Linked DNA regions of Homo sapiens: region 1 is linked to region 2. A link is an interaction called in ENCODE POLR2A ChIA-PET data of the cell type or tissue named here. Cell type or tissue: HCT116. All regions are shown on one strand. Links, peaks and the distances in the headings refer to the core of each region. The heading gives the core; the rest is flanking DNA.

Region 1 (15,547 bases), core at 4,689-9,688, 94 kb after region 2:
CCATCCCATACAGCAGCGCAGCAGAGTCCGTGGGCCTTCCAGGGGCCCGGTGGGCTTTTTCAAGGTCTTAATGTTGCCAGGCTAAAATGGCATTCTTCCAGAAACCCCTTTGCTGGAGAGAAAGCATTCTTTTCTTCATGCCTTTCCACTGCACTGTTGGCTGTAATACAGATGTGATGTCTGGTGCTCAAGCAGCCATGTTGAGCCATGAGGTGAAAGCCACATGCTGAGGATTATGGAGCAAGATGGAAGGCAGGGTCCCCAATACCTGGGCTGCCTTGTTCAGGAGCTTTCACGGAAGAAAGAAACTTCTTTCTGTTTGAGCTACTCTGGTTTTGGGTTTTCTGTCCCTTGCAACTGAACCTAATCCTAATAGCCCCGTTTACTTTGGGAGAGAGAGAACATGGCTGCTGGGCTGGTCCTTTTCTCTCCTACCCTCCTCAGGCACTCAGCTTCACCTTGCGAACTCTTAGGAACTCTCCTCTGTTCACTCAGATCCTCATTTCCCCAAGGTGTCTTCTTGGTCCCGGCCCTCAGCCTTCAACCAGAGCGTGGAGCTGTAGCTTTCTTTGGACAGCAATTTTTGCTTTTGTAAAATAATAAAATGTGAAACATTTACTGCTACTAAAGTAAACTATCCGTGAGCTCCTAGTACACATAAGACCGTTTTTGAGGGATGAAGGAGATAACAGACAGGACAGGGACAGCACGCAGGCTTAGGGAGGGCACGCAGGCTTAGGGAGAGCATGCAGCTGCTGGTGGCTAGGTCCAAGCTCCACCCTTTCCTCCTCTGCTGACACCATGTCTGGTGTGTTTCCAGTATTTTAAAGTGTCAGCTCAGGAACCCCAGAACCCCAACACCTGTCCATGTACTTGGGTGACAGCCTTGACCCGGCCACATTGTTACTGATGATCCTGGGGAAGTCCCTGCTTCTCCCCAATCTCAGAGGAGCTGTGACTCACCCCTATGCTGCCTTCAGGCATCCATGCAAGTGACACCCATCCTGTCCCACCTGCCCCTGCCCCAAGCCCCCCTTTCTCACTCTGCTCTGTTGATCTCTGTAGCATCTGGCCTCATCTGGCTCACTCCACGTGTATATCTCTCCTCATCTCCCTTCTCCACTCCCCATGGAAACTCCACCTGGAGTTACCTTGTTCACTACTCTGTCCTCAGAGCCTAGAACAGTGCCTCGTACCTAGTAGGCACTCGACCAGCCTGTCAAATGAAGCAACATACAAATCTGTTATTGGAGCAATCAAGTATGTTGGCTCCAAGTCACAGCCTGCCTGGCTGGTCTTCATCACACACACTATGGTGTGGCTGGAAAATGCAAGACTCTGAGTGTGTCACTACAGATAAAATATTTCAACTTCTTGGCAAGCTCCACACTTAGCACACCCTCTTCCTTGATTGGGAAATCCTGGAGGGTTGGGATCATGTTTAATTCACCTTCTAAGTCTATCTAGCCATTGTCTCTCTCCATGTCTATACTTCTTCATCTACCCACCTGTCCATTCACCTACCCGCCCACCCACCCATCTGCGTATTTATCCATCCATCCATCCATCCATCCATCCATCCATCCATCCACCTGTCCATCCATCCACCCATCCACCCGCCCATCCACCCACCCATCTACCTATCCGTCCGTCCAACCATCCGTCTACCTGCCTACCTGTCCATCCATCCATCCGTCTACCTGTCCACCTGTCCATCCATCCATCCGTCCATCCATCCGTGCATCCATCCATCCATCCATCCATCTACCTGTCCATCCATCCATCCATCTGTCCATCCCTCTGTCCGTCTACCTGTCCACCTGTCCATCCATCCATCCATCCACCTGTCCACCTGCCCATCCATCCATCCATCCATCCATCCACCTGTCCATCCATCCATCCATCTATCCATCCATCCATCCATCCATCCATCCATCCATCTACCTGTCCATCCATCCATCCATCCGTCCATCCATCTGTCCATCCACCTGTCCATCCATCCATCCATCCATCCATCCATCCATCTACCTGTCCATCCATCCATCCATCCATCCATCCATCCATCCATCCTCTTTCTTCCTCCCTTTTCTATTTTTCACCCTCACTTACTCCCAGGCTCTGTTGTTGTCACCTTGTTCTATTACCTCTGAGGAGGTTGGTGCCACAGAGGAGACAACACATCAGACCCCCATTGCTCACTCCTTCTGTGTGACCTTACGGAACTGTTGCACAGGTTAGAGACATGAGGATTGAGCACTGCCCCTGGCACATATTTGGCCTTTGGTCAATGGTAGGAGTTGTCATCTTTTTCCTCTCAGCATCCTGAAACTGGCTGATCACAGCATGGTGGACTAAAGATGGAAACAATGGAAAGAATGAACACAAAATCACAGAGGATTAAGAGCTCAGCTGCAGTCAGTGTGTGCATGCATACTCAGGCACCGTCCCGTTATTCTGCTCAATTAAGTTGATGATACTTGTCATGTGGGGCAAGTGAGCCCCAGATTGGGGCTTACCCCAGGAAGGTTCTTGGCTTTGCTCAGGAAAGAATCCAAGAGTGAGCTGATAGGGGAAGAAAACATCTCTATTGAAGTGGAAGTGTTAACAGTTCTGAGACTGCTCCTGCAGAGCAGGGCTACTCCAAGGTCAGTATGCTGAGGGTAGCAGCTCAGGAGCAATTATGCAGTCATATTTATACCCACTTAATTATATGCAAATTACGGGGAAAATTATGCAGAAATTTCTAGATAAAGGGCAGTAACTTCCGGGTCATGGGTCGTTGCCATGGAAAGAGGCATTAATGTCTGGATGTTGCCATGGCAATGGTAAAGTGACAAGGCACACTGATGGGTGTGTCTTATGGAAAGGTGCTTTTGCCTCTTCCTTGTTTTAGCTAGTCCTCAATCTGGTCCAGTGTCGAGTCTTGCCTCCTGCCTCACTTCCAGTCCTCCTGTTACAGATGAAGAAACAAGGGAAACAAGGGCTCAGCAAGGTTCACCCCCACCACCGGCTTCCCGTTACACAGTTATTTCTCCTGTAAATGTGGTAAACGACCAAGTCCACAGTCCCCCTGTGGGGAGATTCACGGCGCAGACTCCAGGTGTAACGTCAGGTCTTCCTTCATTGAGGGAGGTCTGGGTTTGCAAACTAACTCGGGTCTGGGACTGGGGGAGGGAATGCGTGCCTCTGTCCGGGGGACAGTGGGGGAGGGGGTCTCAAGTCGGACCCCTGTTTACCAAACCCAGGCCTTTCTGGTTGTAAAAGCCACAGGTCCTTGTAGGGTCCCATCCATTTTTGCCCTTGGGAACTTGTGATCCATTAGATCCACGAATCCCTTAGATCCACGAATCCCTTAGATCCACGAATCCCTGTTGGTCAGTCTGTTGGGACAGCGACCTGGTCCTGTGCCTGTTTTTTCTTTTTAAATTATTATTATTTTTTTTATTACACTTTAAGTTCTAGGGTACATGTGCACAACGTGCAGGTTTGTTACATAGGTACACATGTGCCATGTTGGTTTGCTGCACCCATCAACTCATCATTTACATTATGTATTTCTCCTAATGCTATCCCTCCCTCAGCCCCCAACCCCACGGCAGGTCCTGGTGAGTGATGTTCCCCACCCTGTGTCAAAGTGTTCTCATTGTTCAATTCCCACCTATGAGTGAGAACATGCGGTGTTTGGTTTTCTGTCCTTGTGATAGTTTGCTGAGAATGACGGTTTCCAGCTTCATCCATGTCCCTGCAAAGGACATGAACTCATCCTTTTTTATGGCTGCATAGTATTCCATAGTATATATGTGCCACATTTTCTTAACCAGTCTAACATTGATGGACATTTGGGTTGGTTCCAAGTCTTTGCTATTGTGAATAGTGCCACAATAAACGTACGTGTGCACGTGTCTTTATAGTAGCATGATTTATAATCCTTTGGGTATATACCAGTAATGGGATCACTGGGTAAAATGGTATTTCTAGTTTTGGATCCTTGAGGAATTGCCACACAGTCTTCCACAATGGTTGAACTAATTTACACTCCCACCAACCATGTAAAAGTGTTCCTATTTCTCCACATCCTCTCCAGCATCTGTTGTTTCCTGACTTTTTAATGATCACCATTCTAACTGGTGTGAGATGGTATCTCATTGTGATTTTGATTTGCAATTCTCTGATGACCAGTGATGATGAGCATTTTTTCATGTATCTGTGGGCTGTATAAATGTCTTCTTTGGAGAAGTGTGTGTTCATATCCTTTACCCATTTTTTGATGGAGTTGTTTGTTTTTTTTTCCTGTAAATTTGCTTAAGTTCTTTGTAGATTCTGGATATTAGCCCTTTGTCAGATGGGTAGATTGCAAAAATTTTTTCCCATTCTGTAGTTTGCCTGTTCACTCTGATGGTAGTTTCTTTTGCTGTGCAGAAGCTCTTTAGTTTAATTAGATCCCATTTGTCTATTTTGGCTTTTGTTGCCGTTGCTTTTGGTGTTTTAGTCGTGAAGTCCTTGCCCATGCTTATGTCCTGAATGGTATTGCCTAGGTTTTCTTCTAGGGTTTTTAATGGTTTTAGGTTTAACATTTAAGACTATAATCCACCTTGAATTAATTTTTGTAAAAGGTGTAAGGAAGGGATCCAGTTTCAGCTTTCTACATATGGCTAGCCAGTTTTCCCAGCACCATTTATTAAATAGGGAATCCTTCCCCCTTTTCTTGTTTTTGTCAGGTTTGTCAAAGATCAGATGGTTGTAGATGTGTGGTGTTATTTCTGAGGCCTCTGTTCTGTTCCATTGGTCTATATCTCTGTTTTGGTACCAGTACCATGCTGTTTTGATTACTGTAGCCTTGTAGTATAGTTTGAAGTCAGGTAGCATGATGCCTCCAGCTTTGTTCTTTTGGCTTAGGATTGTCTTGGCAATGTGGGCTCTTTTTTGGTTCCATATGAACTTTAAAGTAGTTTTTTCCAATACTGTGAAGAAAGTCATTTGTAGCTTGATGGAGATGACACTGAATCTATAAATTACCTTGGGCAGTATGGCCATTTTCACGATAATGATTCTTCCTATCCATGAGCATGGAATGTTCTTCCATTTGTTTGTGTCCTCTTTTATTTCGTTGAGCAGTGGTTTCTAGTTCTCCTTGAAGATGTCCTTCACATCCCTTGTAAGTTGGATTCCTAGGGAATTGTGAATGGGAGTTCACTCATGATTTGGCTCTCTGTTTGTCTGTTATTAGTATATAGGAATGCTTGTGATTTTTGCACATTGATTTTGTATCCTGAGACTTTGCTGAAGTTGCTTATCAGCTTAAGGAGATTTTGGGCTAAGACAATGGGGTTTTCTAAATATACAATTATGTCATCTGCAAACAGGGACAATTTGACTTCCTCTTTTCCTAGTTGAATACCCTTTATTTCTTTCTCTTGCCTGATTGCCCTGGCCAGAACTTTCAACACTATGTTGAATAGGAGTGGTGAGAGAGGGCATCCCTGTCTCGTGCCAGTTTTCAAAGGGAATGCTTCCAGTTTTTGCCCATTCAGTATGATATTGGCTGTGGGTTTGTCATAAATAGCTCTTACTATTTATTATTCATATTCTTATTATTTATATTTCACTAATCCCTGTTGGTCAGGCTGTTGGGACAGTGACCTGGTCCTGTGCCTGTTTTTATTTTTTTTATTTTTTTTATTTTTTATTTTTTAGACAGAGTTCCGTTCTTGTCACCCAGACTGGAGTGCAATGGTGCAATCTCAGCTCACTGCAACTTCTACCTCCTCGGTTCAAGCAATTCTCCTGTCTCAGCCTCCCAAAGTAGCTGGCGCCTGCCACCATGCCCAGCTAATTTTTTGTATGTTTAGTTGAGACAGGGTGTCACCATGTTGGTCAGGCTAGTCTCGAACTCCTAACCTCAGGTGATCACCCTCCTCGGGCTCCCAAAGTGCTAGGATTAAAGGCGTGTGCCACAGCACCCGGCCCTGTGCCTGTGACAGTGATGCACCCCCACCACCCCTGGCAGTCACTGCTGCCTCGGGCTTCTGTCATCTCAGGTCTTGGTTTCCACTCCAGAAATCCAGAGGCAGGCCACTGGCCAGACACCTTCCCTGGACACTAACACATTCCGAAGGGTGTTGGGCCCTCTGCAAGGTGGCTCGCCGTGTGGGTGTAGGGCCGGTACTTTGGGTCCTTGGGCATTGTGGTAAAGGGTCATCCATGCTCAGTCCATTCCTCTGGCTCTGTCATGCCTTGGTGTCTCTGTCATCTCCAGGTTGGGGGGGGGGGGGGCAACCTCTGCGTTGGCCTTCACCTCACCTGCCAGCCGACAAAGCAGTGGTAGAAACAATCAGGGCCGCCCCCCGCTGATGAAGTTGGCACCTTGGATGCAGGGCCCCCTGTTGGTGGAGCAGCATGGATACATTCAGCCCCATCCAAAGCTGCATTCGCTCCTCCTTGACGTATGTCCTCAGAACCCACTCACACATCTCCCCCAGATGTCTGATGATAGGAAATGACATTCTACACAGGTTTTGGTTTGAGATTGCTATTTAATCTCGCCCCTCAGGGCCTCCTGCCACCTGACTCCAGCTGAAGACTCTGAGGATGGGGGCCACATGAGGGTGATTACAGGGTCCCTTCTTCGGCAGGACCAGCCGCATCAGACAGCGAAGAGGAGCTGCTCAGCTGGCAAGGGGACTTGGCGGGGAGTGAGGGTTCAGGGTGTTCCAATCAGCCAGAATCCTCCTTAGAGCTGGTGAGGCCATGGCATCGCTCATGATGTAATTCACCATTCTGTAGGCTCGAATTTTGAGTTTCATTTTTGGCTGTCTCAGTCTTACCACAGTGAGAATTAGGAAACATTTTTACTGCAGTTATAGAAGTCCTTCGTTTTCTTTCTTCCCTTATTTTTTATTTTTTAGTTTTTTTGTTTTTAAGACAGGTTCTTGCTCTGTCACTCAGGCTGGAGTGCAGTGGTGTGATCAAAGCTCACTGCAGTCTCGATTTCCCCGACTCAAGCCATTCTCCCGCCTCAGCCTCCCAAGTAGCTAGGACTACAGGTGCACACACCATGCCTGGCTGATATATATATTTTTAAACTTTTTAGTAGAAAAAAGTAAAAACAGGGTCTTTACTTAGTAGAGATGGGGGTCTCACTATGTTGCCCAGGTTGGTCTCGAACTCCTGAGCAAAAGTGATCCTCCTGCCTCGGCCTCGCAAAGTACCGGGATTACAGGCATGAGGTACTGCACCTGGCCCAGAAGTCCTCAGTTTTTGATCTGGGTCTTGAGCCAAGAATTTAGGAATTTAGGAGACGGGCTTCTGCATCTTTAACAGTGCAGTGCTGTAGAGCCCATTCAGTCTAATTCCTCATTCCTTTCATTCTTTTCTAAGGCAATGAATTCTCAATGAAGCTTTGTTTTCAACGGGCTCTTCCTTCCCGGTGACTCCAGGTGGCAAATCTGACATTCTGCTTCCCCTGCATGCCATGGCTTCCAGATCTGAGCCCTTATGATGTGCTGAATTTTTACTGACTTCAGCCCCAAGCAGTCCAGATAACCAATTCCAGCTTCTCCGAGCTTCCTCCAACATCCACTGCCTGTAACCACTCCTGACACCAACTTCTATATAAGGCAAGGTTCTTAGTTGCAGGTAACATAAACCAGCTCCGGTTAACTTATAAAGAAACGGATGTTCAAAGAATGGATATTGAAAAGGATATTCAAAGAATTCCAGGTGACTCATGCATTGCTGAGCAGGCTTGGAGACCTGGTTTTGTGGTATGCAAACAGGATCAGTCCTCTCCAATGCAGCCTGAGGTCAGTGCTCTGAACACCTGTTTGACACTGCAGCCCCTGTGACTGGCACCTTCCAACTGAATACCCAGCACTGGGCACTGTGGCTCCACGGCTCAGCCAGGGAGACGCTCTGCTTCTTTGCAGCACTAATTTTGTTGTTCAGTCTTGAGTTGGTGTGCCTGACTGGTGAGCCTCACAGACTTCAGCTGTGTCTGAGAAAGGGCGTAGTGGGGATTTTTAGTTTCTAGGCGGGCGGGCGGGGGGTGGTCCCTGGGTCCACAGCCTACAAGGTGCGGTTCAGACGGTGTGTGGTCAAAACAACGAAACGTAAGTGGAATGTCTGTTTCATTCTGTACCACGTTTCTTCCATTTCTTCCAGCTGAGCACAGGATGAGGCTGCCTGCCCAGATAGCTGTCCCTTCTGACTTAGGATCTCTTTGGCTGTACATTGAAGGATGAAGAAGTGTGTAGCTGTTTTACCTATGACTGGATTCCCAGATCCTAGCTCAGCTGCGGACACACCATGGGCACTCACTTCATGTTGTTAGGTGATGGAACATGTCTTGTGGGGACAGGACTAAGGGTGAGACACCTGCCCCAGGTGCAAAGGTTAAAGGGGCACCAAAAATTCTCAGTGATCAAAATAAGTCATCATTTCATGCAATATGTATATATTTTTTGAGGCAGAGTCGTGCTCTGTCACCCAAGCTGGAGTGCAGTAGCGTGATCTCAGCTCACTGCAACCTTCGCCTCCTGGGTTCAAGTGATTCTTGTGCTTCAGCTGCCTGCGTAGCTGGGACCACAGGCACATGCCACCACACCTGGCTAATTTTTGTATTTTTAGGACAGACAGGGTTTTGCCATGTTGGCCAGGCTGGTCTCAAACTCCTGACCTCAATGATCTGCCTGCTTCAGCCCCCTGAAGTGCTGGAATTACAGGCGTGAGCCACCACGCTCAGCCTCATGCAGTATTTTAAGAAATCAAAATTAATGCAAACAAGTTCACCACGAGCCAGTCCGGGAGTGGTGGCTCATGCCTGTAATCCCAGCACTTTGGGAGGCCGAGGTGGGCAGATACTTGAGGTCAGGAATTTGAGACCAGTCTGGCCAACATGGTGAAACCCCGTCTCTACTAAAAACACAAAAATTAGCCAGACATGGTGGCGGGCGCTTGTAATCCCAGCTACTTGAGAGGCTGAGGCAGGAGAATCGCTTGAACCTGGGAGGCGGAGGTTGTAGTGAGCTAAGATTGCACCACTGCACTCAAGCCTGGGTGAGCGAGACTCCAACTCAAAAAAAAAAAAAAAAAAAAAAAAAAGAAAGAAAGAAAAAAAATTTACCATGAGCCAAAATTTCAAAATTTCACTTCAAGACAGGAGTTGAAACGAGCACTTACACAATGCCTCGCTCGCCTCACTCTAATCTTGGCTTTGTCAGATCCTGTCTTGTTTTAAAATGTTGTGCTCCGGGTGTGTGCCTGGCTTGCCTCACCGCAGCCCGGGCCCTGCTGACCCAGCTCCATGTTCACTGTCCTTTCTTCTTCCTTCTGTGGCCTTGGTTTTGGGTCCTCACTCTCTTTTGACCCAACCATTGAGAAACTCCTCTGGGGTTCCTTCTCCTCACCCCGGACTATCCCACCATGAGCCACGTCACTCTCTGCTGCCCCCTTAGGCTTCTTGACACAGAGTAGTCAAGCCACTCCCTTGCTCATAACCTTCTATGACTTCTGACCCCAGGCGAGGCTCACACTCACCAACAAGGCATGCAGAACCCTCTGTGGTCAGCCCAGGGAGGCTTCTTCCTCCCAAGCCTCCCCGCCTGTCACCTGCCCTCCTCCTCCATATCCAGGCCGTGCCTTTCTCCACATCTGTACTTCACTGACTATCTTCAAAGTCAACCTCAAATTCACTAGAAAACCGCCCCTGGAGGAATGTAAAATGGTATAGCCACTGTGGAAAACAGCAGGGTGGTTCCCCAGAAACATTCACACAGAATTACGATATGACCCAGCAATCCCACTTCTGGGTAGATACCCCAAAGAACTTAAAACAGGGTCTCGAAGAAATATTTGCACACCCAGGTTCACAGTGGAATGATTCACAATAGCCAAAAGGTGGAAGCATGGCCGGGCACGGTGGTTCACGCCTGTGCTCCCAGCACTTTGGGAGGTTGAGGCAGGCGGATCACCTGAGGTCAGGAGTTCGAGAGTTGGCCAGCCAACTCTCTGTTGTTCAGCCTGGCCAACAGAGTGAAACCCTGTCTCCACTAAAAATACAAAAATTAGCCGGGCGTGGTGGCGGCCACCTGTAATTCCAGCTACTCGACAGGCTGAGGCAGGAGAACCACTTGAACTTGGGAGGTGGAGGTTGCAGCGAGCCAAGATCGCGCCACTGCACTCCAGCCTGGGTGACAGAGCGATATTCCATTTTGGTATTGCTAGAAAGAAATACCAGAGGCTGGGCAATTTATAAAGATGAGGTTTCATTGGCTCACAGTTCTGCAGGCTGTACCAGCATGGCGCCAGTGTCTGCTCCTGGTGAGGCCTTACGGACGTTACAATAACGGCGGAAGGCAAAGGCGGAGCAGGCATGTCGCATGGTGAGAGCAGAAGCACGAGAGAGTGGGGGGCAGGGGTGCCACAGACTTTTTTTTTTTTTTTTTTTTTTTTGAGACGGAGTCTCGCTCTGTCGCCCAGGCCGGACTGCGGACTGCAGTGGCGCAATCTTGGCTCACTGCAAGCTCCGCTTCCCGGGTTCACGCCATTCTCCTGCCTCAGCCTCCCGAGTAGCTGGGACTACAGGCGCCCGCCACCGCGCCCGGCTAATTTTTTGTATTTTTAGTAGAGACGGGTTTCACCTTGTTAGCCAGGATGGTCTCGATCTCCTGACCTCGTGATCCACCCGCCTCGGCCTCCCAAAGTGCTGGGATTACAGGCGTGAGCCACCGCGCCCGGCCGCCACAGACTTTTTTAAAATTTTTTTTTCTTTTGAGAAGGAGGCTTGCTCTGTTGCCCAGTCTTGCTGTGTCGCCCAGGCTGGAGTGCAGTGGCGCGATCTCGGCTCACTGTAATCTCCACCTCCTGGGTTCACACCATTCTCCTGCCTCAGCCTCCCTAGTAGCTGGGACTACAGGCGCCTGCCACTGTGTCCGGCTACTTTCTTGTGTATTTTTAGTAGAGACAGGGTTTCACCATGTTGGCCAGGCAGGTCTCGAACTCCTGACCTCAAGTGATCCGCCTGCCTCGGCCTCCCAAAGTGCTGGGATTAAAGGCATGAGCCACCACACCCAGCCTACATTTCCACATGATTTTAGAGGGAACAAACATCCAAACTATATCAACGTACAATGGAATATTATTTAACCTTCAAAAGGAAGGAAATCCTGGGATATGCTGCAACATGGAAGAACCTTAAGGACATTCTGCTAAGTGAAAGAAGCCATTCACAAAAGTGCCAGTGCTGTATGATTCCATCATATGATATAATTAGATTAGTCAAAATTATAGAGACAAAAAGTAGAATGGTGGTTGCCAGAGGCTGGGAGGGGGGATTGCGGAGTTAGCGTTTAATGGATACAGAGTTTCAGTTTTACAAAATGAAAATAGTTCTGGAGACAATGGGGGCGATGGTCACGCAACATTATGAATGTACTTAATACTACGAACTGTACACTTAAAACAGTTACAATGGCACATTTTTTTTTTTTTTTAGACAGAGTCTCCCTCTGTCGCCCAGGCTGGAGTGCAGTGGCCCAATCTCGACTCACTGTAACCTCCATCTCCCGGGTTCAAGCAATATTTCTGCCTCAGCCTCCCGAGTAGCTGGGACTACAGGCACACGCCACCACCCGTCTAATTTTTGTATTTTTCATAGAGACAAGGTTTCACCATATTGGCTAGGCTGGTCTCGAACTCCTGACCTTGTGATCTGCCTGCCTCAGCCTCCCAAAGTGCTGGGATTACAGGCATGAGTCACTGCACCTGGCTTACAATGGTAAATTTTTTGTTATGTGTATTTTAACACAGTAAGTGCAGGCGCAGTGGCTCACGTCTGTAATCCCTGCATTTTGGGAGGCCGAGGCAGGCAGATCACTTGAGTTCAGGAGTTCAAGACCAGCCAGGGAAACGTGGCGAAACCCTGTCTCTACTAAAAATACAAAAATGAGCCGGGCATGGTGGTGGGCACCTGTAGTCCCAGCTACTCGGGAGGCTGAGGCAGGAGAACTGCTTGAACCTGGAAGGTGGAGGTTGCAGTGAGCCGAGATCATGTCACTGCACTCCAGCCTGGGCAATAGAGTGAGACGCTATCTCAAACAAACAAACAAACAAAAATACAATAAAAAGTTGGGGAAAGAAATAAGAAAAAAAAAAACCTGCTCCTGCAGCTCTCTGGCCAGAAGTGAGGTTTTTCTTCTCTGAATGCATTCAAACATTCTACCCAAGATCTCCTTGAATTAGGAAGGCACTGGGTGCCAAAGTCTGTCTTTGAGGTCAGGATCTGCGCCTGTGCCTCCTAAGGCCTGCCTTGGTGCCTGGGGCCTGCAGACGCTGGACGGATGAAGGAACCAATGGCAGGGGCTCAGCCCATAGCTCTGGGCAAAGCTCTCCAGTGCACAGCGGCCACATGGAGCTCTGCATGGTGCAGTCACCTGTCAGTACCTGGGCACTCAAGTACCCTGACCTGCACACTCAGAGCCAAGAGACGGCAGGTGCAGGTGAGGCGGATGTAACTGACACCCGGCAGCAGCCCCGTGCATTTGAGGCCTCTGGTGACCTGCAGGCGGCAGAGTGGTGAGGAACCCAGGTTTGGGTCTAGGTGCCAGCTCTGCTGTTTGCTAGCTTTGTCTCCTTGTCTGCTAAATTGGCAGAGAATCGTCTCAGCTTTATGAGATTGTGTGAGGATCAAATGGGACTATGCCTGGGAACTGCTTCCTGTGGCAATTTTTGGGAGGGCAGACCCTGCCCAGCAGCCATCCCTCCTTATTTCTCTTGCTAAACAGAGCCCTGGTCTGCTTATGGAACCAGCTGAAATGCTGCGATCTCAGTGCCAGAGGCTGGTCTCATCAGTCCTGGGCATCTGATTCTCCTGGACCGATGGTGGGTCTGAGTGTGGCCATATAACGGCACTCTGGCTAATGAGACATGAGAGGAAGTCTGTGGGGTGTGCAGGGAGGGTGACAGTGGGGACTCATCCTCATCAGAAGACAGAGACTTCCAGGGAGACTGCCCTTTCCTTGTTTCCCTTCTTCCTGCCTTGAATGCAGATGTGACAGTTGGCGGGTCAGCAGCCATTCTGTAGTAATGAGATGATAAGGATGACAAAGAGATTGCAGGAAATCCAGCCCTGCCATCATCAAGGCAAGCGTTACTGCCTCCTGATTTCTTGTTATGGAAGAAAGATTAACGCCTATTTTTCTTCCCTAAACCACTATAAATTGGATTTTTCTTTGACCTGACACCAAACACATTCCTATAGAATTCACTGCCACACAGCCGAGTAAATGTTTGCTTTTACCTGGCTTTTACAACTCTCTGAGCTTCCCACCATCTAGAAGATGAAAGTAGGGTGGGTGAGGTGGCTCACGCCTGTAATCCCAGCACTTTGGGAGGCTGAGGCAGGTGGATCATTTGAGACCAGGAGTTCGAGACCAGCCTGGCCAACATGGTGAAACCCCGTCTCTACTAAAAATACAAAAATTAGCCAGGCATGGTGGCACACGCTTGTAATCCCAGCTACTCAGGAGGCTGAAGCAGGAGAATCACTTGAACCCGGGAGGTGGAGGTTGCAGTGAGCCAAGATTGCACCACTGCACTCCAGCCTGGGCCAGAGAGTGAGACTCTTGTCTCAAAAAAAAAAAAAAAAGAAAGAAAGAAAGAAAGAAAATGAAGGCAGAGACATCTGTCCCCATAGACTATTGTGAGGATTAAAGGAGCTAGGGGCTGTGAAATTACTCTGTGGACTGTGAAGGCTTCAGCTGAGGAGGACTAATGTGGCCTTTCTCCCGGAGACCAGGGCTTCCTTGAGTGAGGATGAAATAAACTGTAGCCAGAGAGAAGAAAGCAACAGGCATGTTTCGGAGCAGAGTCCCGGGCCCAGCTGTCGAGCAGGCCTCACTGCTCCCTCACCTGTTTCTGGGACAGGAGACATGGTTTGAGGGCAGCATGATGGTTGGTCAAGTGCTTGAATTCTGGAGCCCAGCTGTCTCTGCTCCTCCTTAAGCAAGGCCACAGACTGCGTATCCCCTCCTCGGACCCCCACAGCTGCCCACGTGCCCTCATCCCCTCATCAGAGCCCTTGTCCCCACCCTAGGTTGTCATTGCCTGTTTGCCTTGTGCTCCCTGAGACAGGGACTGAGGGTGTCCTCTTCACCCTCACACCTGGCACAGTGAACTTGACCTTGAGGCTGGCCAGACTGCGGCAGGGAAGTGAGTATGGCCAGGGCAGGAGGCAGGACAGGCAGGACCATGTCCTGGGAGAAGGGCGGGGCAGGCTGGGGACATGAGGGTGCAGGGGTGAGGGGTCAGATAGTGGTGACTTTGAGTGCGTGAGAGAGGAGGGGCTCGGTGCCCTGGGTTCTGGCAGGATGGCAAGACCACCTCTCCTCTCCTGAAGAATCAGGCAGTGACTTGGAAGCTGGTTTGGGAGATTGGAGGAGTGACAGCAGGACCATGATCCTGTGGGATGGTACCTGCTACGTACCAAGTCTTGTGTTCGTTCTGGGGATGCAGCTGTGCCCCAGACAAGGATCCTGTCCATGGAAACTCACAGCCTAGCGGCGGAAGAGGGCAACGGAGTGGATGGAGGAATATACCCCTCACACTGAGGTTCAAAGCTGGTAGGTGCCGAAGGGCACTCACTGCAGACCTACTGTGCACCAGCACTACTGAGTCAGGATCTCCGTTCTCTGGGAGCTCAGCTGCAGGGAACAACACTGTGTGTGCATGTTTGCACCCCCTCTCTGTGGGTCTGTGGTGAGTGGCCAGTGTGTGTTCGTGTGTGTACAGCTGTCTGTGGGTGTGGCTGGGAGCTTTTGCACCTGTGAGTATGTCTGTGTTTTGCTGGTAGTATTGTGTGTGTGTGTGTGTGTGTGTGTGTGTAGGAAGGGAGCAGGCATCTGCAGCAGAAGCTGAGGTCTCAGGTCTTGGGGGTTTCTCCCACACACCTGCCCCTTGGCCATGGGGTGGGGTGGGGTGCCCCGAACGCCCTGATACTTTGTGGGAAGAAGGCTGGGCACAGCGGGAATGTTTGGTTTCCTGGGTGAAGGCGGAGCTGGCCGTCTTCCCATGACAGATGTAGGAATGTTTCTGCTATTCAAGGCGGAAGCAGGGGTGTGGGGGCCGCCTGAGGCCTGCCCCAGCCCTGCTCCAGGCCACCTGTCTATGGCCTGGGAAGCAGCTGGGCACTGCTAGGGAGAAGCTTCTAGACCCAGGGCTGACCCTACTCTCCAAGCCCCATCTCCCCAGGAGGCTCAGGTCAGGCCCAATTCACCTCCCTCCCAGCCCCCCAGGACAGGAGAGGAGAATGGAGTCCAGGGTTCAGCCCAGAGGAGGACTCCCATGAGGAGGGGGCTTTGAGGAAATGGGGATATTGGGCGTCTTTCCCTGGCAGCTGAGTTGGGGGCAGCAACAGGGGAACAGCGGGGAAGCATCCTTAGAGGTCCCCCCATCAGTCAGCCCAGCTGCAGACAGCCTCAGGGTACCCTCATTTTCTTTTCTGAGTCCTGGTATAATAGAGCTTCAGAAGAGTCAGCAATGGCAAATTCCTCAA
Region 2 (15,547 bases), core at 1,199-6,198:
GAAGCGGCGGGCTCTGGAGAAGATTGACCTTAAGTTCATTGACACCACCTCCAAGTTTGGCCATGGCCGCTTCCAGACCATGGAGGAGAAGAAAGCATTCATGGTGAGCACCTCTGCCTGCCCCCCTCGCTGGGTGTGGTGGCTTGGGCAGCCGCCTGCCTTTGGCTCCAGCCGGGGTAGGGGTGGTCTTGATGCCTTAGGCCTCTCTTGTGGCTGTGGAGACTGGCCCAGAGTCTTGGTCTCCTCTAGAGTGGGCATCTGCTGTCACCTGTCATCTTCTACCTCTGACCACTGCCTCTCTCCCCACAGGGACCACTGAAGAAAGACCGAATTGCAAAGGAAGAAGGAGCTTAATGCCAGGAACAGATTTTGCAGTTGGTGGGGTCTCAATAAAAGTTATTTTCCACTGACATCTTGCCTCTTTCTTCAGGAGAGAGGCTGGGACTGGGGAGGCAGATGGGGGCCCTTGAGGTGCCTTGTGCTCCCCAAGGCCACTGCCCTCCTTTCTGTAGCTTCGCTGGGTTTGCCTTCTGGCCTCCCACTCTGTCCCCCACCCTCAGTCCCTGGAGGGAGGTAAAAGCTGGGCCTGGTTCTGCAGCTGAGCTGTAGAAATCCAGCCTGGAGCAGTGGGCATTGTGCAAATGTTTGTCACCAGGGTGAGGCAGCTGGGTCTCTGCTGTTTGCACAGCTTGGGTGATGCCAGTGCTGTGGAGACGAGAAGGAGACAGGGAGGCCTGGATGTTCCCTGGCGCGTTTGATGCTGGTGTGCAGGCAGACCGTGGGTTTGTTACTTGTTTAAAAAGTTCATTTGGTTTTAAATTAATCCAGGGAAGGGTGGCTTCCAGTTAAGGCTTGTTCAGGTTCTTTTGTAATCTGCACCCCAAGTCTGGTACTGGGAGAACATGAACACAGGCACAGAGGTTAAGGGACTTCCCCGGCTCGGCAGCTGGAAGCCTAGTTGGAACATGTGGCAGAGGGCTGTGTCCCCTCTGGGCTGGGGTCTACCTTCTGGGACTTGGCTGGTGCAGTCCCTGTTCCCACTGGAGATGGCCCCTGTACCCCAGCCCCCTCGGGCATGGGACTTATGTGCTTTCTTGACTTGCACGTTGAGTGCCTGCTGCCCTCAGTCCCTGGAGCCCAGGATGCTGGGGTGCAGCTGCTGCTGTAAGCTGAAGGAAGCCCCCAGGCTCTGGACTGACCCCTGTGACCTGGCCTGGAGCCCGGTGATCTCGGTGAAGCCCAGCACAGACCCTGGTGCTTGGACCCACTTGCTGACTCCCCGTCTTTGCTCAAGCTGCACCTAGGCTCTACCAGGACGGGGTGTGGAATGCAGGTCCCCTGATGCTGTCGAAGCTGCTCCCTCAGACTCAAGGTGCTGTGGCTGTGAGCAGGCGCTGTGCTGTACTCCATCCCTCGCTGAGTTACTTGTGGATAGAGTCCCCAGCTGCGCCAGCTGACTGTCCACCCAGCAGTGTCTGGCAGGCCTGCTAGTCACCGGGACCCTAACTGTGTGTCTGAGTCTCTGTTTATTCGGATGGATTGGCAATAGCTGGGATCTGAGGATCAGCGTGCAGGGTGCACCTGTGGGCTCGGGGCGTGTGTGGGACTGCGGGAGAACAGTTGTGGAGATGCCCAAGTTGTCACTGTCTCCCTGTGGACCTGAGGGTGCAGGGTGAAGCACTAAAATATCTTGAAGTCGGTCGGGCGCGGTGGCTCACGCCTGTAATCCAGCACTTTGGGAGGCTGAGGTGGGCGGATCACGAGGTCAGGAGATTGAGACCACGGTGAAACACCGTCTCTACTGAAAATACAAAAAAATTAGCCTGGCGTGGTGGCAGGCGCCTGTAGTCCCAGCTACTTGGGAGGCTGAGGCAGGAGAATGGCGTGAATCCAGGAGGCGGAGCTTGCAGTGAGCCGAGATGGCGCCACTGCACTCCAGCCTGGATGACAGAGCGAGACTCCGTCTCAAAAAAAAAAAGTCATCCAGGTGCAGAGCGGATAAGTGCCATGTAGGTCCTGAGGCAGGGGCAGGTCAGAGTTGAGTTGTGTGCAGCGGGAACCTTCCCCACGTGTGTCTGTCCACCCTGCAAGTCTCCAGCTCCTTCTGAGCTTGGCTTGGGGCAGTTGGTCTCAAGGCAGAACCCTCCTTCCTGCAGCCCCTCCCATCTTTGGCTCTGCAGCCTGGGCCTAGGTGACTGGAGCTGCACTTCAGGTTGGAGCCACCAGGGGGTGAGTGCGGCACGTGCCCTGCAAGAGGGCCCTGCTAGGGGTTTTGGATTGGGCAGGGTTCCTTTCTGCATCAGGGTCTTCGGATGCCCCGCAGTCATGGGAGTCAAGTGCACAGCTGGAATGGGTCATGACCTATTGTCCCAAGGCCACCAGGCACCTTAGTGGCAGGGCCAGGTGTGAGACCTGGTTGCCTGGTCTCCTGGGTGCTGCCTCTTGTCAGTCTCCATGGTTAGATCTCGTCCTGGTGGGGATGCTGACTGGGCAGGGGTCCCAGCCTGTCCCCTCCCTTCCCCATCCCTTAGGCTGGGCCTGGAGCCCCGCTGCCTACCAGCCCAGAAAGGAAAGGGTTTGCTGGTCTGAGATGTCCTGGCCGAGCCTGGCTGCTTGTCCAGGGCTCTGTACCGAGTTCTGGGTATGGCCAGGATGACAGGACGCAAAGAACAAAGGCCCCTAGGGGTAGTCTGTCTGTCTTCCCCCAGGCTCAGGACACACACATAGGCACCCAGTACCACAGACACACCTGCAGGCTGCAAGTGGAGGCTGGCATCACACCCGTACCTATCCACATGTGCCCAAGTGCACAGAAAGCCTTTCTCACGGGCAGCCTGGCTTGACTGGGGGCTGAGCCTTTGCTGTTGACAGCCCCTCAGCCCTTCCTTGCCTGCCGTGTGTGGTGGCTCACGTCTGTAATCTCAGCACTTTGGGAGACTGATACGGGAGGATGGCTTGAGCCCAGGAGTTTGAGACAACCTAGTGAGACCTGTCTCTACAAAAGATTTAAAAGTTAGCTGGGTATGGTGGCGCGTGCCTATAGTCCCAGCTACTTGGGAGGCTGAGGTGGGAGGATCCGCTTGAGCCTGGGAGGTCAAGGCTGCAGTGAGCCATGCATGATTGCACCACTGCACTCCAGGCTGGGTGACAGAGCAAGATCCTGTCAAGAAAAAAGGCAGTTTAGAAGTGAAGACGGCTGTGAGGAAATAAAACAGGTCACTGGGATGGAGTCATGTGGGTGGGGTCGGGGAGGCCTCTCTGAGATTTGAAAGGTATCAAGGGTCCTGCCTGTGGAGCCCTGTGCTGGAACACTCACTCCCGCCAGGGAATGGTGAGTGCGAAGGCCCTGGGGTGGGACAAGGCTCCTGGGCTCCGGTATGAGCTCCTGAGGGAGGGGCTTCATGATATGGGCTCATTCCCAGCTGGATCTCCTGTCTCCCTAGCATGGAGAAGGTTTGTTGGGGGTCTCTGCATCTCTGGGCCTCGTCTGTATTGTGCGTGTGCCCCGCTGTCCCGAGCGGAGGCCTGTGGTGGGTGGGGCGGCTGCCGTGCCTGTGCATGTCACCAAGGGTACATCTCCAAGTGCCTGCTGGCATGCGCTTCCTGTCACGCTTTTCTCTCACCAGAACCCCTAGACAGGCCTCGCCGGAATCCTGCGGTGACAGAACAAGAAGTCCCATTCCATTCCTCCTGAAAAAAAGAAAAAATACCTGCTGGGAATTTCTGAGCAAGTGGGAACAGGGAGGTGGTGGCGGGAGCTGCCTTTGCCTTAAAAGGTGTGACGGAGCCAGGGACTTCGCTCAGCTCACCTGGGGATGGCCACGGGGTGTAGAGGGGTGAGTGGCTGGCCGCCACCTTGTGGGCTCACCCCAAATTGCTCTCTGCCTAGATCTTCGTTGACAGCCTTGCTGGCAGGGGCTGTGCTGCTCTGTCTCTGTCCCCCCACCCAGATGTAGCCCCATGCAGCTGGCAGCTCACCTTCCTCCCCTTGGTTCTCAACCTCGTAGCTGATAATGCAGCTACTTGCTGCAACTTCTGGGGGTCCCTCTGCCCTGCCTCCTGGGCAGTTCCCAGGAGCCCAAAGTCCCTTTCCCTTTCAGGAGCAGTCTCAGGAGCCCGGGCCAGGCCACCGACAGGAGACTGCCTGATGCAAACCTCACGGGAGGCAGGAAATTACAGTAGCCCCTACCCTCCGACACCCCCCGTGGATTCCTGAAACCGCGGATAGTACGGAACCCTCTGTGGATTAGGCTTTTTCTCTCTGATCACCAAGAGGGCTACAAAGTGACTCACGGGCGGGAACGCCTGCAGCGCGGAGACGCTGGACAGAGGAATGAGTCACGATCATCGCTGCATGATTTCATCACCCTGCTCAGAATGGCATGCAATGTCAAATTATGAATTATTTCTGAAATTTTCTCTTTAATATTTTCAGGCTGTGGCTGACTGCTGGAAACTGCAACTAAGGAAAGTGAAACCACAGATAATGGGGGCGCTGCGGTAACTCCACGGGCCTGAGAGTGAGGGAGGAAGGGAGCATCCAGGAACCATCCAGAGCCCAACCTCACCAGCCGCTCACCCACAATCAGCAGCACTCACAGGTCAAGGCAGTGCGCGGGACAGCAGGCGGCAATCATTGTGAGCATCTTGCTCTGTATTAGGCACTGAGCATTTCACACAGAGAAAAAGTCATCAGGCTCACTCCTTGAGGCAGGTTCTGTTATGATCACATTTTACAGTAAGAAACTGGGGCTTGTGGATGAATAACTTGCCCAGGGATGCTGTATGATTGGTGGGGTTGGGACGTGAGCCCAGGCATCTCTTCACCCTCACTCTAGGCTACCAGGGGTCGGTAAAGCCAATGAATGCTGCCTCAAGGGTGAAGGAGAGGGCTCATTTGTTGAGCACCTACGGTGTGCCAAGGTTTGTACTCAACTCTTTTCAGAGTTACCTTATTTTTATTTTTTGAGACAGGGTCTCACTGTGTCGCCTAGGGCTGGAGTGCGGTGGTGCGATCACGGCTCACTGCAGCCTTGACCTCCCAGGCTCGAGCAATCCTCCCACCTCAGCCTCCCGAGTAGCTGGGACTATAGGCACCCGCCACCACGCCCGGCTAATTTTTTTTTATTTTTTAGTAGAGACAGGGTTTCATCGTGTTAGCCAGGATGGTCTCGATCTCCTGACCTCGTGATCCACCTGTCTCGGCCTCCCAAAGTGCTGGGATTACAGGCATGAGCCACCGCGCCCGGCCTAATATTTGTATTTTTTGTAGAGAGTGGGTCTTGTCATGTTGCCCAGGCTGGTCTCGAACTCCTAGGCTTAAACAATCCTCCCCCCTCAGCCTCAGAAAGTGCTGGGATTAAAAGCGTTCAGCTACCTCGCCCAGCCCAGAGTTACCTTATTTATTTATTTACTTATTTTTGAGACAGAGTCTCACTCTGTTATCCAGGATGGAGTGCAGTGGCGCGATCTCAGCTCACTGCAACCTCCACCTCCCGAGTTCAAGCGATTCTTGTGCCTCAGCCTCCTGAGTAGCTGGGATTATAGGCACGCCACCACGCCTGGCTGATTTTTGTATTTTTAGTAGAGATGGGGTTTCACCATGTTGGCCAGGCTGGTCTTGAACTCCTGACCTCAGGTGATCCACCTGCCTCGGCCTCCCAAAGTGCTGGGATTACAGGTGTGAGCCACTGAGCCCCGGCATCACTTCTGTTTTCACAGGGAGGAAATTGAGGCTCAGCAAGGTTAAGTCACAGTCTCCGAGGTCAGACTCTTGGAGTGGCGAGGCGGGGATATAAAATCCAGGCTCCAGACACGAGCGCACAACCATCACACCACGCTGTCCTGGTGCAGGAGGGCTGCGAAAGCTCTGGGTGAGGACTGGAGGGACACTGTTTCCCAGCAGCCACTGCGACCCCCAATGCTCCTTGGCCCCCTACCCTCTCCCAGGCTCCTACAGTGGGCCCCTGCTTCTTTACGGATGAGGTCTCCTGGAGCCCGGTACCACAGCCAGCCCCACCCTTGCTGGGCCCTGAGCCTGCACAGCTGGTCTTCAGGTCACTGGGCTTCATGTGACTATGGAGAAGTGACCCCTCCCCACCCGGTCCCCACCAGAGTCCTGCTTAGCCCGGCAGAGGAAAACGGCTGTGAGGGAAGGCACTAAAGATAGCTGCCTCGCCAACTTCCCCATCCTACTGGCCGCTGTCTCCTCCCCAGTGGGCTTCTCCAGCAGACCTCCACCCCAGGCCATCCTTGAGCCTGGTCAGCCAGCCCGGGGCATAAGCAGGGACCCAGGCGATGGTCACCACCATGGCCGCTGTTACTGAAGACTCACGGGCCCCAGGCACTGGGCCAGGCAGGACTGTGTGCCTTACTGCACAGAAACCCCTCAACAGGGGGCAGCAAGGAGCTGCCTGTCACCCCCACTTGATAGATGGGGATCCAAGCACAGAGGAGGACCAGCTGGTGTGAAAGCCCCAGCTCATCCTCATGCCAGCAGCTGGGAACACACCTGGACATTGACACGCCACGCCATCTTCCCCCATGGCCCAGGGCCTATGGACACACTGGCTTGGCAACACCAGAGCCTATGATGAAGACACCATGTCATCCCCCATCCATCTGTGACACCATCTCCACCCGCAGCAGGAATATTTACATCAGGGAAACAGGCAGACACTAGAGATCAGGGCCATTCCTCCAGGGAGCTGCTTGTTAGACATTTACCAGCACAGCACTGACCCCAACCTTCTGTTCTGCTGGTGACACCAATGGCTGAACCCAGCTGGAAGTGGCAAGGGAGTTTAGTTGATATAGTCCCCAGAAGTCAGCATCCTGGGGCACAGAGAAGTGGGTGAAAGGGCGGCTTGAGGATCTGGAGTGACAGACACAAGATCCAGCCCAATGCCCAGTGCTTCCCTCTTGCTTCCTGGGAACCACTATTCCCAGCGTTTCTCATATACATTTAATCAGAGGCAGGACCTCCCGCCTCAGCAGCTTCCCTGGCTCCACATTGCACATTCATTTACAGCTGACCTGTGAACAATGTGGGGATCGAGGCAGTAACCCCCCATGCAGTAAAAAATCCAGGTGTAACTTTTGACTCCCCTAAAACTTAACTACTGGCCGGGCTCGGTGGCTCATGCCTATAATCCCAGCACTTTGAGAGGCCGAGGTGGGTGGATCACGAGGTCAGGAGATTGAGACCATCCTGGCTAACACAGTAAAACCCTGTCTATACTAAAAAAATACAAAAAAATTAGTTGGGTGTGGTGGTGCGTGCCTGTAGTCCCAGCTACTTGGGAGGCTGAGGCAGGAGAATGGCCTGAACCCAGGAGGTGGAGCTTGCAGTGAGCCGAGATCACGCCACTGCACTCCAGCCTGGGCGATGGAGCGAGACTCTGTCTCAAAAAAAAAAAAAAAATTTTAACACTCAGTAACTTTTTTTTTTTTTGAGACGGAGTCTCGCTCCGTCGCCCAGGGTGGAGTGTAGTGGCACCATCTCGGCTCACTGCAACCTCTGCCTCCTGGGTTCAAGAGATCCTCCTTCCTCAGCCTCCCGAGTAGCTGGGACTACAGGTGCCTGCCACCACACCCGGCTAATTTTGTATTTTTAGTAGAGACAGGGTTTCACCATGTTGGCCAGACTGGTCTCAAACTCCTGACCTCAAGTGATCCGCCCGCCTCAGCCTCCCAAAGTGCTGGGATTACAGGCATGCGACGCTGCACCCGGCCTTAACTACCAATAACTTACTGTTGACTGTGAAAACAGTTGATTAACACATATTTTGTGTGTTACGTGTATTATATACTATAGTCTTATAATAAAGTAAGGTAGAGAAAAGAAAATGTTATTAAGATAATCTGGCTGGGCATAGTGGCTCATGCCTGTAATCTCAGCACTTTGGGAGGCCAAGGCAGGCGGACCGTCTGAGGTCAGGAGTTCGAGACCAGCCTGGCCAACATGGTGAAACCCCGTCTCTACTAAAAATATAAAAATTAGCTGGGCATGGTGGCGCGCGCCTGTTATCCCAGCTACTCAGGAGGCTGAGGCATGAGAATCGCTTGAACCCAAGAGGTGGAGGTTGCAGTGAGCCGAGATCGCGCCATTGCACTCCAGCCTGGGGGACAAGAGTGAGACTCCATCTCAAAAAAAAAAAAAAAAAAAGAAGTGGAAACTCCAAGTCCAAATCCGTGTTGTTCGAGGGTCAGCTGTATTTTTTTTTTCTTGATCCAGGTTTTTGCTCTGTCGCCCAGGCTGGAGTGCAGTGGTGTAATCTCGGCTCACTGCAACCTCTGCCTCCCAGGTTCAAGAGATTCTCCTGCCTTACCCTCCCGAGTAGTTGGGATTACAGGCACAGACCACCACGCCCAGCTAATTTTAGTATTTTTAGTAGAGTTGGTGTTTCACCATGTTGGCCAGGCTGGTCTCAAACTCCTGACCTCAGGTGATCCACCCACCTTGGCCTCCCAAAGTGCTCAGATGGCAGGAGTGAGCCACTGCGCCCAGCCTTGAGGGTCAATTGTATTCATATGTCACCGTTACCAACCTTTATTAGGCACCAACAGGCATTCAAGGCTCTTCACTAGGCGGCTGCAGCCTGCCAGCTCATCCCAGGCTGCTGTGCCTCAGCCGTGCGAGACCACCAGAGTCGCCCTTCCACCTGTGCCTCGGTGTCCCTGTCTACAATCCTGGTGTGGTGCGTGGAAAAGAGCTGCCTGGGCTGGCAATTGGCAGCTCAAGGGCCAGCCCAGCTCGCAGTTATGCTTTGTTTGGTCCTCAGAGTTGCAAAAGAAAATTAAAGGGTACTGACCTTTGCTTTCACGCAGAACTCACATTTCCAGCTTCTTTAGGCAATAGGGTGATCTGGCGGCAACAGGCTGGAGCTGCAAAGCTGCTGCCCTCCCACCATGGCCCTCCCCAGCCTCTGTCTCAGGGTTACCTCTGCAGGCCTGGCAGCCAGCAGGGTCCAGCACACAGTAGGTGCTCAGTGAAGAACTGGGAGGTGGAAGAGACTGGGACAGAGGGACGAATGAAGCGCCTACCAGCCGCTCCTATGAAACCCCTGTTTGGGTGAGCTTGTTTTACACGAGGCCTTGAATTCAGGAGTTGGCAGACTTTGACCTTTTTTTATTTTTTATTTTTGAGACGGAGTCTTATTCTGTTGCCCAGGCTGGAGTGCAGTGATGCCATCCTGGCTCATCACAGCCTCGACCTTCTGGCACAAGTGATCCTCCTGCCCCAGCCTCCCAAGTAGCTGGGACTACAGGTGCATGCCACCACGCCTGGCAAATTTGTTTTTTTAGACGGAGTCTTGCTCTGTTGCCCAGGCTGGAGTGCAGTGGTGCAATCTCAGCTCACTGCAACCTCTGCCTCCTGGGTTCAAGCATTTCTTCTGCCTCAGCTTCTTGAGTAGCTGGGACTACAGGCGTGTGCCACCACGCCCAGCTAATTTTTGTATTTTTAGTAGAGACGGGTTTGACTATATTGGCCAGGCTGGTCTCCAACTCCTGACCTCGTGATCAGCCCGCCTCAGCCTCCCAAAGTTCTGAGATTACAGGCGTGAGCCACTGTGCCCAGCTCTATGCCTGGCTAATTTAAAAAAAATTATTTTGTAGAGACAGGGCCTCACTATGTCACCCAGGCTGGTTTTGAACTCCTGGGCTCAAGCAATTCTCCAGCCTCGGCCTTCCAAAGTGCTGGGATTACGGACGGACGCCACCACAACTGGCCACTACACTTTGATCTTTAAAAACCTGATCAATAGCATGAGCCTGGAAACCATCCAAAAGTCCACTGGCCCTGAGGCCATCATGCACAGCGTTGTCTCCTCGGCCTGGGAGCGTCACGTGGCAGTGCAGGTGGAGCTGGAGTCACAGACGCCCCTCACGGAGGGACCTCTCAGTGCAGAGCAAAAAGGGCAAGTTGCAGAGAAATTCCCATGTTGCAGAGAGATAGCTGTTCCCTTCTTTCGGCATGTGTGAAGGATTTTATAATTTATTAAAAACATGCAAATGGGGCCAGGCGCAGCGGCTCACGTCTGTAATCCCAGCACTTTGGGAGACTGAGGCAGGTGGATCACCTGAGGTCAGGAGTTTGAGACCAGCCTGGCCCACATGGCGAAACCCCGTTTCTACTAAAAATACAAAAATTAGCGGGGCCTGGTGGTGGGTGCCTGTAATCCCAGCTACTCAGGAGGCTGAGGCAGGAGAATCGCTTGAACCCGGGAGGTGGAGGTTGCAGTGAGCTGAGATCGCATTACTGCACTCCAGTCTGGGCGACAGAGTGATACTGTGTTTCAAAATAATAATAATAATAATACAATAAATAAATAAATAAATAAATAAATAATGAATGGCAAACCCAGTCTGCATTGGCTGCATGGCATAGTGGACAGTGACCGGGATGGGCACTGGGGTGGCCTCCTGTGCCAGCTCTCCTGAGAACTCATGGTGCAGGCTTGGTGAGGCCTGTCTGGGCCTCAGTTTCCTTGTCTGTGGCATGGGGGCTCAGGCTGAGGGAGGGCAGGGTTGCACAATTTCTCAGAGCCCTTTCAGCTGTGAGGCTGGGACTCCAAAGCTCAAAGGAAGTACAGAGTGAAAAGACTGACAGAGAGATGCTGTGGGCTCTAGCAATCAGGGAAGGCTTCCTGAAAGAGGGGGCTTGAGCTGAGCTGTGAAGGCTGAGCAATGCCCTGCCAGGGTTAACCTGAACAGGAAGGGTGGGCATTCATGATGCCAAGGAATTGATTGATGCAGGACAAGAAAGGGCTGGCCAAATTAGGGCTTAGCCTTGGAGGGTTCTTGGCTTCTCCCAGGAAAGAATTCAAGGGCGAGCAGATGGTGTTAAACAGCACCTTTCACTGAAGTGACAGTGTACAGTAGCAGCAGAGGTCTCGCTCTTCCTGGAGCAGGGGTACCCCATAGGCAGTGGGCCCAGACCAGCAGCTCAGAAGCAGGGTTGCCCTCATATTTATACCTACTTTAATTATATGCAAATGAAGGGGCGGGTTATGCAGAAATTTACAGGACAAGGGGGCAACTTCTGGGTTGTTAGGTCAATGCTATAGAAGAGGTTGGCAATTTCAGGGAGTTGCCATGGCAATGGTAAACTGATATGGCACACTGGTGGGCGTGTCTTAGGGGGAGGTGCTTCACCGACCTGTTTTAGCTAGTCCTCAATTTGGTCCAGTGTCTGAGCTGTGCCTCTGGAGTCAAGTCCGACCTCCTACCTCGGAATGAGTTTGTGAGAGAGACTTCAGGCACGCAGGCAGTGAGTTAGGGAGATATTTGCGGGTGGGCTGTGGGAGGCCTTCCCTGAGATCTTCCATTGGACCTCATCCCAGGGTACTCACTTCTCCATCCTGGATGGGTGGGTGGGCGTGGGAAGTGGATCTCATGGCTCGTTGTGCCCCATGAGCCAGGCATTGCACCTGCTCTTGTCGTGCATGGTCCATTTGCTCCTCACACCTGAGGAAGGGGGCGGCAGGCACAAAGGTCACCCCCGTTTCACAGGAGAAGAAACTGGGCTCCACAGCCAGGCTCCTCTGGGCTCGTCTACCTGGGGAGGTAGAGGAGAGGAAGCCCCTTGGGGAAGCAGGAGGCCAATGCTCAGAGCTCCTGTGTGGCCATTCTTCCTGCCCAGAATGCCATTCCCTCTTGTCTGTGGTGGGAACCCCAACTTGCCCTTCCGGGCTTGGCTCCAATGTCACCTCCTCCTGGAAGCCTTCCCTGACCCCCACCTGCATCGGGGTTGCCTGATGTTTGCTCTTTTGCACTCTCTGCTTCTCCCTCCCCACTTTGTGCTCCACGTCCATCTTCCCAGCCAAGCGGGGACCTCCTTGGGTCCCGGGTTGTGTCTGTCTTGCCTTTTTTGTACCCTCTGCACCCAGCACAGTGCTGAGCACATCGTAGGAGTTCAATGAACGTTTGTTGAAAGACCCATTGCCTGAAGGCACGCACGCATAAACTAAGAATGAATGAGGTGACTTGCCCAGGGTCACCCAGATGGTCAGGGCTGCATGGCCCTGGTGGAACAGCAGCACCCAATCCCCTCTGGCCTCCTGCCTGGTTTCCTGCTTCTGTTCTATTTTTTTTTTTTTTTGAGATGGTGTCTCCCTCTGTTGCCCAGGCTGGAGTGCAGTGGCACAATCTTGGCTCACTGCAACCTCAGTCTCCCGGGTTCGAGTGATTCTCCTGCCTCAGCCTCTGGAGTAGCTGCGATTACAGGCTCCTGCCACCACACTTGGCTAATTTTTTGTTGTTGTTGTATTTTTAGTAGAGATGGCATTTCACCATGTTGGCCAGGCTGGTCTCGAACTACTGACCTCAAATGATCCACCTGCCTCAGCCTTCCAAAGTGCTGGGATTACAGGCGTGAGCCACCGTGCCCAGCCCCACTTCTGTTCTTGATGCTCACATCTATCCTTTACCCGGCGGCCAGAGTCAAACAAACCCCTGTCAGATTGCACCCTGCCTCTGCTGCACACCCTCCATAGCTCTGCTGGATGCAGAGTGAGAGCTCAGGCCACCACAGTGCCCAGGACCCGCTCCTCCCAGGCCTCATGGCCACACAGGTCTCCTCTCTGTTCCTGCAATGCAGCAGGCTGGCCACCGCCTCGGGCGCCTTTGCACTGGCTCTCCCCGATTCTTGGAATGCTCGTCCCTGGAAATTTGCAGAGGCCACTTTCTCAGCTGCAACCTTGCTGCCCCAGGGCTCCTGACCCCGCACCCCACTCTGCCTCCTCTGTTCCAGGCACTGTCGCCTGCCACCGGCAGCAGGATGCACTTCTGTGTCATGGTCACTGCGTGTCTCCCCGAGTCCCACTAGGGCAGGGCCCTTTATTTGGGTCTCTGTTCTCCAGGCTTCCAGAGAAGGGAGGGCGGGGGAGATGTGGTCTGGAGCGCGTGAGAGACCGGGGAGAACTCCAAGGTGCAGCAACTTCCTCAAAGCAAATTTAGGAAAAGCTGAAGTGAAAAAGGCTCGGGCAGCTGCGTGCTTCCTGCAGCCGGTCCGGAGCCCAGGGCATGTGTCTGGGTCTGTGTGTGACTTGTGTGTCTGCATGTCTGTCTGTGTGAGTGTATATTGTGGGGTGGGGGGCAGTGGATTCTGGAACCAGGGACCTCTCAGAGCCTCAGGGGGCAGAGCTAGGTGGTCTCTGGCCCAGGGGCTCCAGACAGGGGTTCTGGTTCCGCAGAGCTGTGGGGCTGGGTGCTTCTGTCCTTTTCCCCTGGGGCAGAGTGACCTAAGAGGACAGGATGCGTGTAAACTCTGGAGCGGACTTTCAGGGTTCCATTCCCAGCTGCACCACTTCCTGCGTGACCTTGAGGAAGTGATTTAACCACACTGTGCCTCAGTCTCATCATCTGAGAAATGGACATGCTGAGGCTCCTGCCGCCATGCTTGGCTAATTTTAATTAACAGGCCACCTCCTGTTGTTGCCAGGATTTGATGAATGAAGGCGTGTGAGCGGCTGAGACCCACATTTGGCCGTCAGCTCACATTCACCACGGGCGTCAGTCTAAGATCCAGTGTGAGCGAGACCCAGGCCAGCCTCAGGGAGGGGGCGCCAGGCAGAGGGAGAGGCCGCCAGTGCTGTGCAGTGGTGTGAGGGCTGGGGAGGCAAGCTGGGGAGGCAAGCTGGGGAGGGGTCCCACCCCAGGCAGGGAGCCCGGAGGAAGGCGGTCTCAGGGGAGGCTGAACAGGCCAGGAAAGAGGAAGAAGAGAAAGTGGCCACAGGGACAGGGCAGCAAGGGTCAAGCCTGCAGGGGGAGAGATGGATGGGTGAGGGCTGCGAGAAACTCGGGGATACCCATGCCCAGTGGGACCAAGGGATGGGGCTGGAGTGCAGCCACATGTTCCACCTCCCCCAAGTGCCAGGCTGCATTGGACTTTGTCCTGGAGCCGTGCAGAGCCATGGGAGGTTTTTGAGCAGGGGCTCGGAGGCCTCAGCTCATGGTTTCCATCTGGTTCCAGGCTGATGGGGAGGCACCATCACAGCCCAGGTCAGGAAGGTGAGACACTCATACCAAACACTTAGAAAACAGGGCCAGAGGCCGGGCGCGGTGGCTCACGCCTGTAAACCCAGCACTTTGGGAGGCCGAGGCGGATGGATCACCTGAGGTCAGGAGTTCGAGACCAGCCTGGCCAACATGGTGAAACCCTGTGTCTACTAAAAATACAAAGAATTAGCCCGGCGTGGTGGCGGGTGCCTGTAATCCCAGCTACTCAGGAGGCTGAGGCAGAAGAATCGCTTGAACCCAGGAGGCGGAGGTTGCAGTGAGCCAAGATTACGCCATTGCACTCCAGCCTGGGCAATAAGAGCGAAACTCCATCTCAAAAAAAAAAAAAAAGCCAGAGCACCCGACTCGGTGGCTGAAAAAGTCTTAAGGGGCAAAGGGGCCTGTGAAGGTTTCCTGGCGGAGGCCCTGGAAGTGAGCCTCAGTGGAGCCAATAAGAGACCTCCTCAGCCTGCTGAGTGACTTCAGGCAAACCACTGCCCTCTCTGGTCTCAGCTCCCACCTGCCCTGGCAGGGACTCACCTGGCCCCACCCCTGTGTCTCTCTTGGGCTCTGACATTCCACGATCACAGATGGGCAAGAATGGAATCCGCCAGAGGCAGATTCAGATTCTTGATTTAGACGGAGAATCTGCCTCGGTCTCCCCCCTGCACTGTGTTGGGGGTCAGGCAGGGAGGACAATCGCGTTTGATTGTCAAAGACCTTGCAAGCCTCAGGGGCCAGCTGCCAAGGAGTGTTTTCCATTCCTGGGAGGGTGGGCCCTTCCTGCCAGGAGAAAATTCCAAACTCCCGCCAGGAAGGAGAGAGCTCCTGCCACCCCCGGTGACCACACACCCGCCGCCCAAACCCTGTGGCATCAACTGCGTTTTTTCTCTTCGTTTCCCCTCTCTTGGCCAAGGTGGAGGGAGCCTCCCTGGGCCTGGAGGAGAGGCCCTCAGCGCCTCCAGTTTGCTCAGAGGTGCCCTCTCTCTTCCCCTGTCCCTTCCTGCCTTCTCTGTTCCAGGCGCAGGCTCACAAGGTACAGGCCTTGTGAATGGCCCCCAACCAAAGCGCCTTGCTCTGCTCCTGGGTGTCTGTTAGTCTGGGTGGTGTGAAGAACATGGGGCTTCTATCCTCTGGGACAATGGGATTGTTACTTGAGAATTAAGAGCCCTCGCTCCTGAAATTAGAAGTCCTAGTTTCCATGGTCTGATCTTCGTTTGTAAGATACGCATTCCTGAAATTATTTAGTTCTACGAATTCTTGGGACTAGAATGGAAAATATCCCAGTAGTCGATGGTCCCGGAATTTTCTGGTTGTAAGAATGTGTTGTTCTAGGATTCTCTAGTTCAAAGGCACTGTGGTTCTGGAAGTCTGGATCCAGCTGTCCAGAGTTCAGATACCACACTGTGGGCCGAGGGCGCCGTAAGAGCTGGTGGGGCCCAGGGAGGAGCTGGGAAAGGGGTGGTGGCCGGGTGGCAGTGTGGCACAGGGCAGGCCAGGTGTGCCGGTGTGGGTGTTGGCGGCAGCTCCAGCGCTGACAGCTGGG

Evidence for each region. ChIA-PET counts read pairs that join two places held together with the same protein. Peaks named below come from ENCODE experiments on the same cell type or tissue, not always from the same donor. Only the 100,000 strongest peaks of a DNase experiment are listed, where the experiment ranks them.
Region 1: POLR2A ChIA-PET joins it to region 2 with 10 read pairs; 19 of 35 experiments call an interaction of 5 or more read pairs at or near these places.

Annotation. Positions count from the first base shown.
Region 1 is chr22:39,206,852-39,222,398 of GRCh38, reverse strand. No RefSeq gene overlaps it. Among named protein-coding and RNA genes, the nearest start is that of PDGFB, 30 kb to the left of the region's middle. RefSeq lists enhancers at 5,622-6,239, 6,883-8,082, 8,099-8,717, 8,718-9,337, 12,520-13,020. In HCT116, for the core only: CTCF peaks have their summits at 6,399 (motif pointing left) and 9,485; DNase peaks (open chromatin) are centred at 6,358, 7,728 and 9,498; H3K4me3 peaks cover 1,899 bases; H3K27ac peaks cover 2,412 bases.
Region 2 is chr22:39,297,747-39,313,293 of GRCh38, reverse strand. RPL3 (ribosomal protein L3) reads left to right here. Exons shown (of 10, transcript NM_000967.4): 9 at 1-103; 10 at 310-412. The coding sequence ends at 354. Among named protein-coding and RNA genes, the nearest start is that of SNORD83B, 8.4 kb to the left of the region's middle. RefSeq lists silencers at 1,796-2,257, 2,992-3,201, 15,376-15,547 and enhancers at 2,062-2,602, 3,521-4,720, 15,376-15,547, 15,293-15,547. In HCT116, for the core only: CTCF peaks have their summits at 2,228 (motif pointing right) and 3,846 (motif pointing left); DNase peaks (open chromatin) are centred at 1,636, 2,113 and 4,243; H3K4me3 peaks cover 1,411 bases; H3K27ac peaks cover 3,803 bases.